Linked DNA regions of Homo sapiens: region 2 is linked to region 1. A link is a contact called in ENCODE Hi-C or POLR2A ChIA-PET data. All regions are on one chromosome and are shown on one strand. Each heading gives the region's core, a stretch centred on a gene start or an enhancer-like site at or near the end of the contact. The rest is flanking DNA. Distances are from core to core; before and after follow the strand shown. Region 1 holds the start of PPIA (peptidylprolyl isomerase A). Region 2 overlaps OGDH (oxoglutarate dehydrogenase).

Evidence for each region. A loop is a pair of places that touch in the nucleus more often than their neighbours do. ChIA-PET counts read pairs that join two places held with the same protein, here RNA polymerase II (POLR2A). Pooled maps may share reads with other maps.
Region 2: a loop to region 1 is called in a map of mammary epithelial cell, with 2.5 times the contacts of the local background. The contact joins the enhancer-like site here to the promoter of PPIA in region 1. A Hi-C loop is called at or near these places in 2 of 168 maps with a recorded cell type or tissue (PC-9 and mammary epithelial cell) and 1 of 50 pooled maps. POLR2A ChIA-PET finds 5 or more read pairs at or near these places in 11 of 52 experiments (B cell, BJ, CD4-positive, alpha-beta T cell and 7 more).

What each region holds. Positions count from the first base shown.
Region 1 is chr7:44,793,143-44,798,788 of GRCh38, forward strand. PPIA (peptidylprolyl isomerase A) reads left to right here and starts at 3,539. Exons shown (of 5, transcript NM_021130.5): 1 at 3,539-3,651. The coding sequence starts at 3,583. It overlaps LOC105375259 (a long non-coding RNA gene), which reads right to left and starts at 3,388. Exons shown (of 2, transcript XR_007060300.1): 1 at 2,926-3,388; 2 at 1,974-2,282. RefSeq lists silencers at 3,080-3,279, 3,370-3,639, 3,660-4,009.
Region 2 is chr7:44,676,708-44,683,152 of GRCh38, forward strand. OGDH (oxoglutarate dehydrogenase) reads left to right here. Exons shown (of 23, transcript NM_002541.4): 10 at 5,013-5,141. Among named protein-coding and RNA genes, the nearest start is that of ZMIZ2, 69 kb to the right of the region's middle. RefSeq lists a silencer at 1,439-1,652. Within about 2 kb of position 1,869, at least 12 of the 41 ENCODE cell types and tissues checked have a DNase peak (open chromatin) inside an H3K27ac peak, as active enhancers do; they include mammary epithelial cell, where a contact is called at or near this core.

The sequences.
Region 1 (5,646 bases), core at 2,289-4,788:
CAGTGAGCCGAGATCAAGCCATTGCACTCCGTCAAGAGCGAAACTCTGTCTCAAACAAATAAAAATAAAAAATAAAAGAAAATACATATTTTTTTGTAGAAGCAGGGTTTCCCTCTGTTGCCCAGGCTGGTGTTGAACTCCTGGGCTCAACCGATCCTCCTGCCTTGGCCTCCCAAAGCACTGGCATTACAGGCGTGAGCCACCACGCCCAGCCTATTTATTATTCATTCATGCATTCATTTACTTTTTTTTTTTTGAGATGGAATCTCACCCCATCCCCCAGACTGGAGTGCAGTGGTGTGATCTCAGCTCACTGCAACCTCCGTCTCCCAAGCTTAAGTGATTCTCCTGCCTCAGCTTCCTGAGTAGCTGGGATTACAGATGCGCACCACCATGCCCGGCTAACTTTTGTATTTTTAGTAGAGACGGGGTTTCACCATATTTGTCAGGCTGGTCTTGAACTCCTGACCTCATGATCCACTCACCTCAGTCTCCCAAAGTGCTGGGATTACAGGCGTGAGCCACTGTGCCCAGCCCTAATTTTTGTACTTTTTAGTAGAGATGGGTTTTCCCTGTGTTGGCCAGGCTAGTCTTGAACTCCTGGCCTCAAGTGACCCACTTACCTCGGCCTCCCGAAGTGCTGCAATTACAGTGTGAGCCACCATGCCCAGCCCTGCCCAGTTAATTTTTGTATTTTTAGTAGAGATAGGGTTTCACTATGTTGTCCAAGCTGGTCTTGAACTCCTGACCTCAAATTATCCACCCGCCTCTGCCTCCCAAAGTGCTAGGATTACAGGCATGAGCCACCTCACCCGGCCTCATTCATTTACTTCTTTGGAGGAGTTCCTAACTGCTCTACGTTTTAGGATGGAGAGAGAAATGGTAAGAATTTATGCCTGAAGGCCTTGGGCATTTTTTTTCAGTGTCAGATGAGGACAAGTGGCTTTCTTAAGATCACAAAGCAAGAAGTGATGTGGAGTGGGGGGGAAAAAAGCAGTTTCCAGTTTGGCTTTGCTAACACTCATAAGCGATTACTCTGAACAAGAAGCCAGAGCTTTACTTTACGCATCTGTAAAATGGGGATAATGGGATGGTGATGAGAACAAAACAACATAGTCTAAATTTCCAACACAGGCTGAGCATGGCGGTTCACCTGTAATGCTAGAACTTTGGGAGGCCAAGGTGGGAGAATCCTTTAAGCCCTGGAGTTTGAGACCAGCCCTGATAACACAGCCAGAACCAGTTTCTGTTAAAAAAATTTAAATTAGCTGGCACAGTGGCTTGTGCCTTTAGTCCCAGACATTTGGGAGGTTGAGGAGGGAGGAATGCTTCAGTCCAAGAGTTCGAGGTTACAGTGAGCTAGGATTGCACCACTGCACTCCAGACTAACCAACAGAGTGAGACCCTATCTCAAATAAATAAATTCCTAACACGTTGGCTCATGGTTATTAACAATGGCAAGAGGCCAGAAACTGTACTTCATCTATCAGATGAATTATCATTTTTGTCTCACCACAACCCTATCCTGGTTGTGCAGATGAAGAAACTGAGTTTTAGAAACATTAAACAACGTCCAGGTGCAGCAGCTCACGCCTATAATCCCAGCACTTTTGGGAGGCTGAGGCGGGTGGATCGCTTGAGTCCAGGAGTTTGAGACCAGCCTGGGCGATGTGGCGAAACCCCATCTTTACAAAACACACACACACAAAATGAGCTGGGTGTGGGTGCATGCCTGTAGTCCCAGCTACTTGGGAGGCTAAGGTGGGACGCTTGCTCGAGCACGGGAAGGGGAGGTTGCAGTGAGCCGATAACACACCACTGCACTTCCAGCCTAGGTGAGAGTGAGACCTTGTCTCAAAAAAACAAAAAGAAACATTAAATAATATCCTTAATATTGCAACTTAAGTGACAGCCCAGGATATATGAATTCCCTTGTAAGGTTTTCTTAACAAAACACCAGTCACATAAGTGCATTTTATTTTATATTTTTGTTTATTTATTTGAGACGGAGTCTCTGTCTCTCAGGCTGGAGTGCAGTGGCGCCATCTCTGCTCGCTGCAACCTCCACCTCCTGGGTTCCAGCGATTCTCCTGCCTCAGCCTCCCGAGGGGGTAGCTGGGACTACAGGTGCGCACCACCATGCCCAGCTAATTTTGTATTTTTCGTAGAGATGGGGTTTCACCATGTTGTCCAGGCTGGTCTTGAACTCCTGACCTCAGGTGATCCTCCCGCCTCGGCCTCCCAAAGTGCTGGAATTACAGGCGTGATCCACCGCACCCGGCCTATTTTTTGAGAGAGGGTCACACTCTGTCGTCCCGGCTGGAATGCAGTGATGCGATCACCGCCCACTACAGCCTCGACCTCCGGGCTCAAGCAATCCTCCCCGCCCAGCCTCCTGAGTAGCGAGCGCCTCGACGCCCAGCTAATTTTTATTTTTATTTATTTTTTTGTAGAGACGGCGTCTCTCTAAGATGCCCAGGCTGGTGGCCGGTGTCGAACTCCTAAGATGAAGCGATCCTCCCCGGCCTTGGCCTCCGCGCCTCCTAAAGCGCCAGGTATGAGCCACCGCGCCTGGCCTACAAGTGCATTTTAATTAAAGTATTATTAATGTCTTTGCCTGAAGAAATTCGCTTTTAAATTGTGACTTATCTTTCACCCAAAAATCAAAGCACAATTCAGCCCCGAGGCGGGGGCGGTAGGAGCTGGGCGGGGCGGGGGCAGGGAAAGACCAGGAGCAGAGATTCAAAAAGAGTAAGAGGGCAAAATGTGCATAATGCATCTTCACAGGTAAGAGCCTGGCCAGGCTCCTGTTTTAATGGCTTCCTCCTGAAGAAGATTCAAGCAGAGTGTAAGATATTTTCGGAAAGTAGAGCATTTTGAAAGCATTTCATAATCTCTCAAAACCGGAGACTGCTCCTGTCCCACCTCGTTAGAGAAAACAGCGATGCTCAAAGGCAACCTCCTTCCTGACATTGCCTGGTAGGACGCGACGTGGTGTTTGCCCGCGCGGAATGCGGACGCAAGGCTGCTCCTAGGTCTCGGGGACGCGCCATCCCCATTTCCGCTCGCGGAGGCGTAGGGTCCGGGCGCGGGACCCCAGTCGACCTTGACTGGCGGCGCGACCTTGAGGCCTGCGTTCGCCTCAGTTGCCCCCTCTGTGCAATGGGGAGACGCGCCTCATCGCTTGACAACGGCCGAAGAGCCGCCGCGCTTCCGTCTCCCGCGTGCGCGCGCCATGCTGCCCACCCCCGTTCCGCACTGACCCTCCCCCGTGCCCCGCGTCCCGTACTGCCGCCCCGCCCCGAGTCCCATGCCGCAGCCACCGCGACGGAGCCCGCAGGCGGGAACCTGCCTCCGCGCGTTAGCGCGCACGCGCGCCTCATGTGTCGTCCCCATCAGCGCCGGCTTCCGTCTATAGGCCAGATGCACTGTCACTCTGGCGAAGTCGCAGACCCGATTGGCCGGGACGGAGGCGCGAGACCGGGTTGCGGGCGGGGCCGAACGTGGTATAAAAGGGGCGGGAGGCCAGGCTCGTGCCGTTTTGCAGACGCCACCGCCGAGGAAAACCGTGTACTATTAGCCATGGTCAACCCCACCGTGTTCTTCGACATTGCCGTCGACGGCGAGCCCTTGGGCCGCGTCTCCTTTGAGGTCGGGCGGGCGGCGGCGTGCGGGAATGGGGCCCAGAAAGTGGGCCGGGGTCGGGGTGGGTGGTAGCGCCCCAAAGGCCCGGGCGCGGGGCGACCCTGCTTGAGGGGCGAGCGCGGGCGGGCTGCGGCGCCATTTCCTGACGAGGGGCCATTTTGGGAGGTCCGCGAGTCGCGGGGAGGAGGCCGGGACGGCGGCGGACAAAGGCAGGCGGGGCGGCTGCGAGGCCGTTGGGGGAGGGGGCCCGCGTCCGCCCGCCCGCCTCATGTGGCCGCGCCCTGTCCTGTCCGACGCACGTGCTCGGCGGCCGCGCTCAGGTCCGCGCCTTGAGAGTCGTTGGGCTCCGCCCTAGCTTGGCCTGGGCGCCGCAGACCGGAGCCAGAAGCACGCTCGCGGGGGCTTGCGACCGCCTTCCTGGGAAGCTGTCCCCTGGCAGGCATGGGTGCTTTACATCCTGAGCTGGGAAGCTGTTTGCTTGAGGGTTTTTCTCAAGGATCGAGGCGCGGTGTGAGCCCGTCCATGCTCGGTCCTGTAGATCCCGGGAGGCCATGTTATAAAAGGAGACTTGCTGGGATGTGACGGGTTGCCACTTGAAATATCTTCCATTTGGATAAAGTAGGAATATTTATACATGTGCCCCAAACGTCCCTCCGTGTCCCCCACCCCCAAGCGGAAATGTGAAAATGGGCCTTGCCTTTGCTGGTGCCCAAGGACCGCCTTCCACTGCAGTGACGGCGCTGGCGGGGGAGGCGCTCTTGAGCCCCTCCCGATTGTCCCTCTGCCTAGCAAGCAAGTTGCGACTGGCCACAAGGCAGGCCTCTTCCGACCAAGGTGGATTACCAGTGATTACCTAATTAGTTTTGAGAGCGTTAAATGAGTTCTTAAAGATCAGTTGTAATTATAGCATAGTATCTAAACTTGGCGCGTGTCTTCAAAGTTAAATATTGAGTACGATTCCGTTCCAGTTAACATGGATAGACCTTAGGGAGTAGCGAAATAGGATGTTAGTGGTTTTATTCCTTTAAATCACATCTCAAAAGGCCACCAATGGCTAGTTTGGGATCTTATTCCGAAAATAGATTGATCCTCATGCAGTCTTCGTGAGGACAGAGCGATTTCCTTGTTGCCTACCCTGTCCATAGTGCCTGGCACATAGGCACTGAAACACTGCATGTTAATCCACACCCCACCCCACCTATGAGTGTAGTCAAAGCTGGTAAGTGACAAGGGCTTTCGTGGAAACTTGGCCTGACCTAATGTTGGGCATCAGGTTACCCAAAGAGCTTCAGGGAAATGAGAAAGGACTTGCAGGTCTTGATGAGAATGGAGGGGTAACTGCCAATGAGGGCTTTGGCTTTAGCGAAAGTCTGAAAGGGAAGCCATAGGAACTTAAACGTACCGACTATAAAGCTCTGAGAAAAGCTGATGTTTTAGAAAGACCATACATTCTAGGTACAAATACCTAAAAACTAAAAAATAAGTACGTTGGCCAGGCGGGCGGATCACGAAGTCAGGAGATTGAGACCGTCCTGGCCAACATGGTGAAACCCCACCTCTATTAAAAATACAAAAATTAGCTGGGCGTGGTGGCGCTTGCCTGTAATCTCAGCTACTCTAGAGGCTGAGGCAGGAGAATCGCTTGAACCCCGGAGGCGGAGGCTGCAGTGAGCCGAGATCGTGCCACTGCACTCCAGCCTGGTGACAGTGAGACTCTTGTCTCAAAAAAAAAAAAGTACATTGCTATAAGAGAAGTGCACACGGATACTAGTAGTTAATTCAGTCACATCTGTGAAATAGCTTATAAAATGCTACTTTTAAACAAGCTGTTTTTATGAAAGGGCTTGTAAATGTTTATGGTATTTAAGCTACCTCTCTAGCCATAACGTATTATACATTCAAGAAAGGTTCAAAACCAGATATACTAGAAACCAATCTTTATTTTTTACCCCACTACTAGGTAAGGGGCCTGGATACCAAGAAGTGACTGCTCATCTAATC
Region 2 (6,445 bases), core at 619-3,118, 120 kb before region 1:
GTTGTAATTGTCAGAACTATGTGGGAAGTTTGCTTTTGTCTTCACCAAATCTGTTAAGGAGCCAGGTTGCAGTTATTCTGAATGGACAGAGATGTTTTCACTGAAAAGGAGGGGAGTCTGAGAGTCTCTGTAAGGAAAAAGTGTAGGTGAGCCTGAAGGAGAAATTGTAGAACTGAGACTTGTCAGGAGAGTCATGCTTGCTGTGATTAGAGGCGGGAGTTCACGGGCTGGTAGGAGACGGAGGAGGGCACAGACTGCAGGCAGGTGGGGTCCTGCTTCACCATTTCTGGTCATGTGACTGAGTGTTGGGGGTTGACTCGCCTGCCTGCTTGTGTAGAAATAGTCTCAACAGATTGTAACAATTTGCCCTTATTTAACTTCAAGATAGAATCTTGTCTGACAAATTTTATATTTCCTATTAATGATGACCTAAAAACCAAATAATCAGAAAAAAAATCAAATATTTGTAATGTCTTATGTATGGGTTCTGGGAAACATATAAAGAAGGCATCACCACTTTTCTCTCCAGAGCCTCCTGTTCTTTTTAGAAAAAAGGTCGTGTGTAAAGAAGCAAATAGCACATACACGGCATGATAGGAAACTGGAGTTAGCCGTGAAGAGCTTTGGAAGAGGTGTGCAGGGGTGTGGGCTAGAGTTGGACCAAGGATAGAAGGCACACCCCTTAGTAGCAGAGCAGGTAGTTGTCATTTTATTTGAGAAGTGGCAGGATTTAGGGAGGTGGGAAGGGAAGAATGTTTTCTGGAGATGAAAGGTAAGAGCAAAGATGTAGGGGGAATTGGGGACACAGAGCAGGGAGGGGCCGGCCTCCTAGTTGTGCCCTGGAAAGAAGTCAGGTCTATGTTAGAAGTGGAACCAATTGGCCAGGTGCGGTGGCTCACGCCTGTAATCCCAGCACTTTGGGAGGCTGAGGCGGGTGGATCACCTGAGGTCAGGAGTTCGAGACCATCCTGGCTAACACAGTGAAACCCCATCTCTACTAAAAATACAAAAAAAAAATTAGCCGGGCATGGTGGCACACGCCTGTAGTCTCAGCTACTCAGGAGGCTGAGGCAGGAGAATTGCTTGAACCTGGGAGGCGGAGGTTGCAGTGAGCTGAGATCACGCCACTGCACTCCAGCCTGGGTGACAGAGGGAGACTCCTTCTCAAAGGAAAAAAAAAAAAAAAAGAAGTGGAACCAATTATTACTTTACCAGGCTCTATAATTTTAAATACTGTAAATCTACTACTGTCATGCTTACAGTGTTAGAGGAAGGGAAACTGTCATCATAGGTAATGGAGCCTGGGCTGGGGAAGTGATTCCCGCATCGATCAATGCTCACTGTAAAGAACGAGTATGACCCACAGGGACGCAGAGGTCATTCCATGGCTTCAAGCTCATGGGCCAGGACAGTGCCACAGAAACTTCAACTAGATGCAAAGAGGCCTTAGCTCTGGGGAACCTGCAGCCCCCGCAGGCAGTAACAACACTGGGTGTCTGGGATGGCCTGGGCTAAGGTGAGATCGGCATGGGGAGATCAGCATTGTGATGACCAGTGCCTCTGGTATTTGCACCCTCCTTGGCTAGGACACTCGCCCAGGCATTTGGGCTGAGTAGTGGAATGAGATTACCGAAAACTTTGGGTGATTCCCACATTCATAGATTGTGGACAGAAATCCACTCTAGCAGTACTCACCTCATAATGCTGGAAATTTCCCAAAAAGGAATGAAATCATTAGAGTAAAAGCAATAGAGTATATTTTAAACTGCTACAGATGGTCACACTGATTGGTCCCTTCATGAGATGCCAGGACAGGAGAGGCTGGTTAGTCCCTGATTTGCTCATAAGTCTGCATGCAGCTGAGTCCGAACTGTCAGTCCCTTTGTTTTCCAGTCTACACAAACCTTGTTGTCACAAGTTTGCCCTTGCCCCAATGTGGATAGCTGCCAGGCCCTCTTTCTGAGCCTCCTCGTCACCTTGCCTCAAGCCCTCACATGTCCCCAGCAGGGTCAGTGTGGGGTCATTGCAGGCTCAGCCATCTGCCTGTTCTTCTTACTCCTCTTGACACCCATAGGACATGATTTGATTTCTATTAAATCCAGAAACTCAGGGAGCTGGAGTGTGTGTTATGTAACTCTCAGCATTTTTCGTGAAGAATTACATACTTTCTGTAAGTGCAGCTGAGGTCATCCCATAACCTCATGCATGATTGTGAAACAGACCTGATTTGGCTCAGTGCTAATATGGCCTTTGGGATCTTTGTTCATGAAAGCATTTCCTCAGTGCAGCAATGCAACCTGCTGCAAAGGGAGAACCCGCTCCTGCCAGAGGTATGGCTCAGGCTGCCAGACACAAGGAGATTCCCCATGTGTCCTGGCTGTGATTTCAGCAGACAGTTACCACAGTGCAGTATGGCATGGTAGTCGCAGTACAACATCACCAGGATGATCAAGAGCAAATACCATGACAAGAGGAAGACTGACTACAGGTGCCCTGTCAGCAGAAGACAGACTGGACAGAAAAGTATCTGCGGGAAGAAACAACACACTATCGGGATCAGGAAAGCATGAAATGTCAGTGACTCAAAACCAATGGCTTTTACACTCAGGCAGCCTGGGCATCGTAGCAAAGCTGCACACCTCCAAGGGGGCCCCGTAAGCAAACCAGATCCTTACGTCCACATGCTGCTATCCTAGTGAGCACCTGCCACATCCACCAAAAGGCAGGACACCTGCAGTTCTGTTTTTAAAAATTCTAGGTTTTGTCCCTGACACACAAATCATGGGTCTTAACCAAGGATGACTCAGCACAGCGCTGAGGACCAGGGTAATCACAAGAACTCAGGGAGGTGCAGGTCAGTAGGCCCGTAGGCTGAGGACACAGCAGGAGAGGGTGTGTTGTATATCACCTTGGCTAGCCACAGCGTCCAGGTTTTTTTTGCTAAACACCCATCTAGATGGCATTTTGTAAAGATAAGATTAACGTTTAAACCAGTAGATTTTGAGTAAAGTAGAAGACCTTGCACAATGTGAGTGGGTTTCATCCAGTCAGTTCAAGGCCTTCGAGAAAAAACTGAGGTTCCCAGAAAAGAAGGAATTCTGCCTCCAGACAGCCTTCACACTTAAGCTGCAACATCAGCTCTGCTGTGGGTCTCCAGCCTGCCAGCCCGCCCTGCAGACTTTGCACTTGCCAGCCTGATTCCTTAAAAACCCATCTTTCTCGGCCAGGCACGATGACTCATGCCTGTAATCCCAGCACTTTGGGAGGCTGAGGCAAGAGGAGTGCTTGAACCCAGGAGTTTGAGACCAGCATGACCAACATGGTGAAACCTCGTGTCTACAAAAAAATGCCAAAATTAGCCAGGCATGGTGGCATGTACTTGTATTCCCTGCTACTTGTGTGACTGAGGTGGGAAAATCACTTGAGCTTGGGAGGCAGAGGTTGCAGTGAGCTGAGATCGTGCCACTGCACTCCAGCCTGGGTGAAAGAGTGAGACCCTGCCTCAAAAAAAAAGAAAAAGAAGAAAAGAAAGAAAGAAAATCATTCTCTCTCTCCCTCTTCCTCTTCACCCTCTCAGTTCTGTCTCTCTGGAGAGCTCTGACTAATACAAGGGTTTTAAAGAGGTATAGGCTGTGTATCCAAGGAGTAGAGGTGGTGGGCTTACATGATTGTGGCATTGGGGACACTGAGCAAATGAGTAAACATATCAAAGGCAGTGAGGATGGAGTGTCTTGCAGTTGTAGGAGATATTTATAGGTGTGGAAGGAGGTGGCCTAGAAAGTGTTGGATTAAAATTTGGAGGTATCAATACAAACTCATAGTTTTATTGCATACACACACACACACACACACACACACACACACACAGAAATAGCCATGTATATGTGCGCCTGCATATGCACACATGTATTTTTTAGATGTATGCGGAATGGGCCTAGAAATGATGATATCCTGGCAGTGATGAGCACACAAATACTGGTCTTAAATCCCATCCTCTACTGGAGGAAGCTGGCTTCTTAGAGAAACAGCTGATATTGTCCAGGGCTGGACAGGGACAGTACAACATGGAAGCTACAATGTTCTGTTGGTCAGGAAGCAAGGAGGTGCTCATGAATGAAAGAGACCTGTCCCTGTTCACAGGAAAGGGAGGCAGCTGGACAGAGCTGCTCTCCCTATCAACCTGGAACAGTGTGAGCATTAAAATAACTAACAATATTAATGCAACCTGTCGAATAAAATAGGAACCATGAGTACATACTAACACGAGTAAATAAACAAGGGAGAAGGGAAAGCTCTTCCTTGCAGAGAATGCCAACTAATAAATTTAGGAGTAATCGAAACTGGTGTTTGCCATCCATCAACCACCCAAGGGGCTGGTTCAGACGCAGTTGTCAATACTGCTGAGGCTGGGGTGGAGGTTTGAGGAGGAACAGGATGTAAAGTTTCTTCTCACAAAATACTACCACTATACTCATTGCCAAGGAAAACAATGGTGAGTGAAAGGGAGGATAGCAGACAGCAGCCTCCCAGGTGAGCAGAGTTAACCTGACCTGATGCAGTATGTCCTTCCCAAGTGGGGACCCAAGGTCTGTCAAGGGTGCAAAGACAAGAAGGATGAGGAGCTGCTCCTGGTTGGAGGAGCCAAAGAGACCTGGCAAGTGATGCTGCCCTCCCATGTGGGGTCTGGGGCCAATGGCTAAGCTAGTGCTGCCCTCCCGGAACAGAGGGTCCGGGTAGTCATGTTGGAGAGTGTCCTAGCAATGCATCAGGTCTACAGCTCTTTCAGTGCTGAGAACAGATGATGATGGCAGGGTGTGTTGGTGTTGAGCAGATATACCAAGGTGCTAGCATGTTGGGGATTTGGGGCCCTGTGGACTTTCCTGCTACTTTCTATGTTTGAAATTATCTCAAAACGTTATTTTTTGAAAAACAAATGATGCATTTCCTCTGTTTACCTTGTGGACTTGGCAATCAGAACATTCTGGATTTGGGGTCTCCTTTGGTGTTTACAGGTCATGTCCATCCTGTTGCATGGGGATGCTGCATTTGCTGGCCAGGGCATTGTGTACGAGACCTTCCACCTCAGCGACCTGCCATCCTACACAACTCATGGCACCGTGCACGTGGTCGTCAACAACCAGGTACCTCACACCAGCCTGCGGCTTTGCTGCTCACATCAGTCTTACTTAGAATGACATCTCTGAGTCATTTAGGACGTTCACTGTTTTCTGATTATAAAAATACATCTGTTATTAAAAACCAGGTGCAGTGGCTCACGCCTGTAATCGTAGCACTTTGGGAAGCCAAGGCAGGAGGATTGCTTCAGCCCATGAGTTTGAGACCAGTCTGGGCAATATAGTGAGACCCCCTTTCTCTGCAAAAAAATTGAAAAATTAGCACTGGGTGGCCGGGTGCAGTGGCTCAGTCCTGTAATCCCAGCACTTTGGGAGGCCGAGGCAGGTGGATCACCTGAGGTCAGGAGTTCAAGCCTGGCCAATGTGGTGAAACCCCGTCTCTGCTAAAAATACAAAATTAGCCATGGGATCACATGCCTGTGATCCCAGCTGCTTGGAAGGCTGAGGCAGGAGAATTGCTTGAACCCGAGAGGTGAAGGTTACAGTGAGCCAAGATTGCGCCATTGCATTCCAGCCTGGACAACAAGAGCGAAACTCCATTTCAAAAAAAAAAAAGAAAAGAAAAAAAGTTAGCACCGGGCATGGTGGCCCACAAATGTAATCCCAGCACTTTGGGAGGCCAAGGTGGGCAGATCACTTGAGGCCAGGAGTTCGAGACCAGCCTGGCCAACATGGAGAAACCTCATCTCTACTAAAAATACAAAGCTACCTGCTTGGTGGCGCGCACTTGTAATCCCAGCTGCTTGGGAGGCTGAGGCACAAGAATCACTTGAAACCCTTGAGGCGGAGGTTACCGTGAGCCAAGATCACACCACTAAGCCTGGGCGACAGAGCAGGAGTCTGTCTAAAAAAAAAATTAAAAAAATTAGGCATGGTGGTGCATGCCTGTGGTCCTAGCTACTTGGGGGTTTGAGATAGGAGGATCACTTGAACCTGGGAGGTCGAGGCTGCAGTGAGCCATGATTATGCCACTGCACTCTAGTCTGGGCAACAGAGTGAGACCCTGTCTTGAAAAAAATAAATAGGCTGGGCGTGGTGGCTCACACCTGTAATCCCAGCACTTTGGGCGGCCGAGGCAGACGGATCATGAGGTCAAGAGATCGAGACCATCCTGGCTACCACAGTGAAACCCCGTCTCTACTAAAAATACAAAAAAATTAGGCGGGTGTGGTGGCGGGCACCTATAGTCCCAGCTACTTGGGAGGCTGAGGCAGGAGAATGGCGTGAACCCGGGAGGTGGAGCTCACAGTGAGCTGAGATCACGCCACTGCACTCCAGCCTGGATGACAGAGCAAGACTCTGTCTCAAAA